Regions from separate parts of the Homo sapiens genome. Here region 1 is linked to region 2. Evidence: read pairs that join two places in POLR2A ChIA-PET (ENCODE). Cell type or tissue: IMR-90. All regions are shown on one strand. Links, peaks and the distances in the headings refer to the core of each region. The heading gives the core; the rest is flanking DNA. Region 1 overlaps LOC124902705 (a long non-coding RNA gene). Region 2 has its middle 100 kb from the start of FGF3.

Region 1 (2,906 bases), core at 201-2,700, 290 kb after region 2:
CCCCTCTCCAGGACTCACTCCCTGGTGCTCCTGAGACCACACCCCACACAAACTATTCTTGCTGAAGTCACAGGCTGCTGCAGCATTTTTGTTCTACCTGAATCTCTAGGGCCTCTGACACCTTCCGTGACCATTCTCTCCAGGAGCTCTTCTCCCTCTCCGCTGTCCTCCTCTCAGGTCCCTCACACCCTCCCCCAGCCTCAGCCTCACCCCTCCTCTAGGGAGCACAGCCCTTTCTTAGCCTCACCCATCCTAGGTCCCTGGTACCTGCCAGGTATCTCTAGCCCAGATCTTTCTCTTGCCCCAGACCCCAACTGCCTAGGGGCAGCCTCACAGTGGCTGCTATAGCAAACTACCACGTACTTACCGCCTTAAGCGGCACAAGTTTATCTTATGGTTCTGGAGGTCAGAGGTCCAAAATGTCTCTCCCTGGTCTACAAATCAGGTGTCAGCAAGCTGGTTCCTCCCGGAAGACCTAGAAGAGAATCCGTGTCTTGCCTTTTGCATCTTCTAGAGGCTGCCTGCATTCTTTAACTCATGGCCCCTCCCTCCATCTTCAGGCCCACAGATGAGCATCTTCCCATCTCTCTGACTGATTCTCCTGCCTCCCTCTTACAAAAACTCTAGTGACTACACTGGGCCACCTGGATAACCCAGGATCCTCTTCCCATCTCAACATCAATTTAAACACATCTGCAGAATTTCTTTGCCAGGTAGGGGAACATATTCACAGATCCCAGGGATTAGCACATGGGCACTGTCAGAGTCATGCAAGCCACACCCCAAATTCAGCCTCCCTGCAACCTGCGCCCCGTTCCGTGCCTGACACCACCATCTAGTCAGTAGCCCAAGCCACAAACCCTCCTTCCTCTCCCCACTGTCACTCTTCCCTCAATTAAAACTGGGCGCTAGGCCAGGTGCAGTGGCTCTCATCTGTAATCCCTGCACTTTGGGAGGCTGAGGTGGGAGGATTACTTGAACCCAGGAGTTTGAGGCCAGCCTCGCCAACATAGGGAAACCTCATCTCTAAAAAAAATAAAAATAAAAAAAATGTAGCTGGATGTGGTTGTGTACACCTGTGCTCCCAGCTACTCGGGAGACTGAGGCAAGAGGATTGCTTGAGCCCAGGAGGATGAGGCTGCGGTGAGCCATGATCACACCACTGCAATCCAGCCTGGGTAACAGAGCAAGACCCTGTCTCAAAAAAAAATAAAAGTAAGCACCAGGTCCTATACTTTGTAACTCACAAGTGTCTCTCCCATCCACCTCTTCTGCTACCTGCCGCCACCCCCACTCCCAGTGGGGCCTCAGCCCTTTCCACTGGACAACCACAGTGAGTGACCTCGCAATTCATCTTCCGCCTCTGCCCCGCCTTCCACCCATCCAGCCCATCTCCCATCAGCAGCCAGAAATAAACTGAGTCATAACACAGTCCCCTGACTCTTCTTAGAAGCCACGAACTCTGTCCATATTTTTTTGTTTTATATTTTTATTCCCGTGATAATTAATCTGAGTCATCTTGCTGACTGCTTTCTAGCCACACAAATCCTGTGTGAATTGCATTTGGAATCAGACAGGCAAACATGACGTGGGGTAGCATGTGCTCATGCCAGAGTGACCCGTCCCCCAGTGTCTGCTGAGATAAAGGCAAGACTTCTCTTTTACAGGGAAATTTGCAATTGAAAGATACTTCCATCAAAGAAGCTCTTAGTTTCTTGAATCATTTACTAAGTTGAGACCCCGTGGCAAGAATCATGGATGCCAACCCCAGTAATGGTCACCAAGGAACAGAGGCCAATTCAATGCATGAATGGGGTCCTCATGGAAAGCCAAATGACATATGATTTAAGTTTTTGAGGTGTGGCTCAAATAGAAAAAGAATATCGTGGACCATTTGAGTCACCCCCAGGCACATGGCAAGTACAAGGCCTTCCAAACTCCCACGCCTCCTTGATGACAGTCTGTAGACATGAAGCTACAATTTTGTTTCAGCAAAACAGCATCATACATACTGTTTAATGATTAAACAGAATGCACTTCTGTTTGGAATGAATTAAAAATGCTGAGCCCGGCACAGTCGTTCACGCCTGTAATCTCAGCACTTTGGGAGGCTGAGGTGGGAGATCTCTTGAAGCCAAGAGTTCAAAAGCCTGGGCTGCAAAGCAAGACTCCATCTCTAAAATATAATAATAATAATAAATAAATTAGGCCGGTGTGGTGGCTCATGCCTGTAATCTGAGCATTTTGGGAGGCCAAGGCGTGCAGATCACATGAGGTCACTAGTTCAAGAACAGCCTGGCCAACATGGTGAAATCCCATCTCTACTAAAAATACAAAATTAGCTAGGTGTGTTGGTACATGCCTGTAGACCCAGCTAATCAGGAGGTTGGGGCAGAAGAATTGCTTGAACCTGGGATGGGGAGGTTGCAGTGAGCTGAGAACACGCCACTGCACTCCAGCCTGGGCAACAGAACAAAACTCTTTCTCAAAATAAAATTTAAAAAAAATAAAATAAATTAGCTGGCCACAGTGGTATATTCCTGTAGTTCCAGCTACTTGGGAGGCAGGAGGATCACTAGAGCCCAGGAGTTCAGGGCTATAGTGAGCCATCGTTGCGCCACTGCACTCCAGCCTGGGCAGCAGAGCAAGACCCTGTCTCAAAAAACAGAGGAAAGAAAAGAAAGGAAAAAATAGTAATCATACCTGACGTTAAATATGTTATTAATCTGAATTCTACGAGTTTTGTAGGCTTCTCTCTCCCCAATTTGCAATTTTATTGGCGATTTATAGTTTCCAAGGGCTAGACACATGGGCTTCTATTCCACATCTGGCTATATATTTGTGCCTATTGATGTTTCATTATTGAAATGAAAACCTGGTCATCATGGGAGTCTGGGCAATGTTTT
Region 2 (2,906 bases), core at 163-2,662:
GGGGTGACCAAGTCCCAGTGCTATGTTCGGCCCCAGGGCTCCTTCACTTCACTCACAGGCGCCTTTCCCTGCAGCTCACACAGGCACAAAGTAACACACGTGCCCGCACACTCGTGTATACACGCACACAGGCACACACTACTGCTCACATGCACATAAGTGCAATGTGTCCTCACATGAACATGAGTGCAATGGGAACACTCTTACACACCAGTTCACAGACACCCACATGCACACACTCCACCACACATGCATACACACAGACAGGTACACACTCCTCCAGGGCTCTTGGGAATAGTCCTCTGTTTTGTCACCAAGCTCCCAGGAAAGCTGCCCCTCCCTGCTGGCTCCAGGGCCTGTCACCAGCCATCCAGCTCTTGCCTGGAGTGAGTCCTCCCTCCTCAGGGTGAGTCCTTCCTCCTTGGGGTGAGTTCCCCTCCTGGGGTGAGTCCTCCTTCCTGAGGTAAGTCCTCCCTTCTCAGGGTGAGTCCTCTCTCCTCAGGGTGAGTTTCCCTCCTGGGGTTAGTCCTCCTGCCTCTGAGTGAGTTCCCCCTCCTCAGGGTGAGTCCTCCTCAGGGTGAGTTCCCCCTCCTTGGGTGAATGCTCCCTTCTCACGGTGAGTTCCCCTCCTAGAGTGAGTCCTGCCTCCTCTGGGTGAGTCCCCCTCCTGGGATGCGTCCTCCCTCCTGAGGTAAGTCCATCCTTCTCAGGGTGAGTCCTCCTCAGGGTGAGTTCCCCCTCCTAGGGTGACCCCTCCTTCCTCAACCCGGAGTTCCCCTCCTGGGGTGAGTCCTCTCACCTCTGGGTGAGTTCCCCCTCCTCAGGGTGAGTTCCCCTCCTGAGGTGAGTCCTCCCTTCTCTGGGTGAGTTCCCCTCCTGAGGTGAGTCCTGCCTCCTCAGGGTGAGTTCCCCTCCTGGGTGAGTGCCCCCCCCTCTAGATGAGTTCCCCCTCCTCTGGGTGAGTCCCCCTCCTTAGGGTGAGTTCCCCTCCTGAGGTGAGTTTCCCTCCTGGGGTAAGCCCTCCCGCTTCTGGGTGAGTCCTCCCTTTTCAGGCTGAGTCCTCCCTCCTGGGGTGAGTCCTCCCTCAGGTCCACCTCCTCTCCCCAGCCGGCTTCCATGGGGCTTCTTCAGTGGTTCCAGCTGGCGTGTGCCAGTCCCCCAGGAGGTCCAGGTCCTTTCTCGACATTTTCCTCAGCTGCTGGGGCTGCAGGGGATGCACCAGCTGCATGGACGGGGTGGCATTGCCTGATCCCACCTCCCACAAACGTCTGTGCACCTGCCCCTGCCCCAGTGCTGCAGCCTCAGTGTAGATGTGGCCACACAGGGCCTGCAACCACTGAGCTCCGAAGCCCCAACCTGCAGCCATGGGGCGGGGGGACATGAATTCGAAGCCCTGTGGCATCAATAGGGTAATGTGGCGGGTACCAGGTGGGGTCCTCCTGCTGCCCCAGGAGCGGGGCCCACCGCGGCCTGCAGCAGCCACAGGTGCAGGAGGGTGGGGGAGGCTGTCAGAGGCTATCAGTGCCCAAGCTGCCTTCTGCTTGGGGACAGCCCTCAGATGAGTCCCTGGGAGCCCGGTGCTCCTCAGCGAGGGCCTGGGCTGGGGTTTGGGGCTGCTCCCTGGCTCTGCCCATCAGCAGCATGACACAGGCAGGCCGGGCCACTCAGGGCTCCAGACTTCTCAAGGTGCAGTGTGGCAGGACAGCCTCCCTGAGGGTGTTCTGAGGACTCGGAGCTGCCTCTGAAGTTCCTACTCACTGTTCACTCCAATACATGAGGTTAGGGTCAGGTCGGGTAATCAGTGAGACACCAACCCCCTGCCACCCCTAGGAAGGTGGGGAGGGCCAAGTCCTGGCTGCTCATGGCATCCTGGCTTTTCAGGAGCCCTTCGGTCAAAAATAAAATGATCTGCTTGCCCTACAAGAAATAAAGCTGGGGTGACCCAGAGAGGCTGGGCTCAGCCTGGGAAAGGGGGTGTCCCAAGAGAAGGAGGAGGGTAAAGGGCTGTGGCCTCTCCGGAGGGGGCCACCGGGAGTCACCGAGAGGCAGCAGGACCAAGGGGGAGGCTCTGGGCATCCTGCCGAGAGCACCACAGGTTAAAAAACCCTACCCAAGGCCTTTGATCCCCTGCTGGGGAGAGATTGGATGTCCCTTGAACCCCAGGAGGAACCAGACCTCGGGCTGGATTTTATTCTGTGGAGACAAGTGAAGCTTCGTGACATCCACGGCGTGAGTCCTGGGGAGTGGAGCTGTCCAGCCTGTGGCTCTGGGCCTGCGTCACGCCACTTGTGGGTGGGCCTGTGTCACGCAGCTCACGGGACAGAGCCAGGACACCCCGAGGAAGGCTGGGGCAGGACAGCCAGGCCCCCATGCTCTCGCTGGCTTCACAGTCCAACTGGGAGACAAGAAAAATGAAAATCAAGGTTCAGGGCTGGCGGCACGAGGACCCTGGGGCTCCCTGGTGGCTGGATTTCAGCTATGGGAGGAAGAGACAGTGCGTTTCTGGGTAGTGAGGGGCCCAGCACAGACAAGGCCTGGAGGCTGGAAAGTTCGGGGTGTGCCCCGGGACTGGGGAGCAGGCAGGGATGGTGTGAAGTGGGTGTTGGCATCTCTACACCCGCCCAGGGCAGGACTCGGCTTGAGCCACGCCTTCTGGATCATGGGGTGCGGAAAGTGGGGCCCTGCTGTCTGCGGGGTCGGCGTGGGGTATGTGCCTTTAGGAGAAGATGGGAAAGTGACTCATGATGGGTGGCTCCGCAGCTGCCCCTTCCAGGGACTCAGGCACCTCCCGCTGTCACCATACCCCTCCCCACTTTCTCTACGTGGCTAAGGAGTGGGGATCTCAGGCCAGCGGGGGGAGCCCAGGGCACAGCTCCAGCAGGGCTGGCCCCTCAGAGCTTCCAGGC

Evidence for each region. ChIA-PET counts read pairs that join two places held together with the same protein. Peaks named below come from ENCODE experiments on the same cell type or tissue, not always from the same donor. Only the 100,000 strongest peaks of a DNase experiment are listed, where the experiment ranks them.
Region 1: POLR2A ChIA-PET joins it to region 2 with 5 read pairs; 4 of 35 experiments call an interaction of 5 or more read pairs at or near these places.

Annotation. Positions count from the first base shown.
Region 1 is chr11:70,208,783-70,211,688 of GRCh38, forward strand. It overlaps LOC124902705 (a long non-coding RNA gene), which reads right to left. Exons shown (of 3, transcript XR_007062761.1): 2 at 368-475. Among named protein-coding and RNA genes, the nearest start is that of FADD, 6.9 kb to the left of the region's middle. In IMR-90, for the core only: no CTCF peak of the experiment used is centred there; a DNase peak (open chromatin) is centred at 1,449.
Region 2 is chr11:69,919,462-69,922,367 of GRCh38, forward strand. No RefSeq gene overlaps it. Among named protein-coding and RNA genes, the nearest start is that of FGF3, 100 kb to the left of the region's middle. In IMR-90, for the core only: no CTCF peak of the experiment used is centred there; no DNase peak of the experiment used is centred there.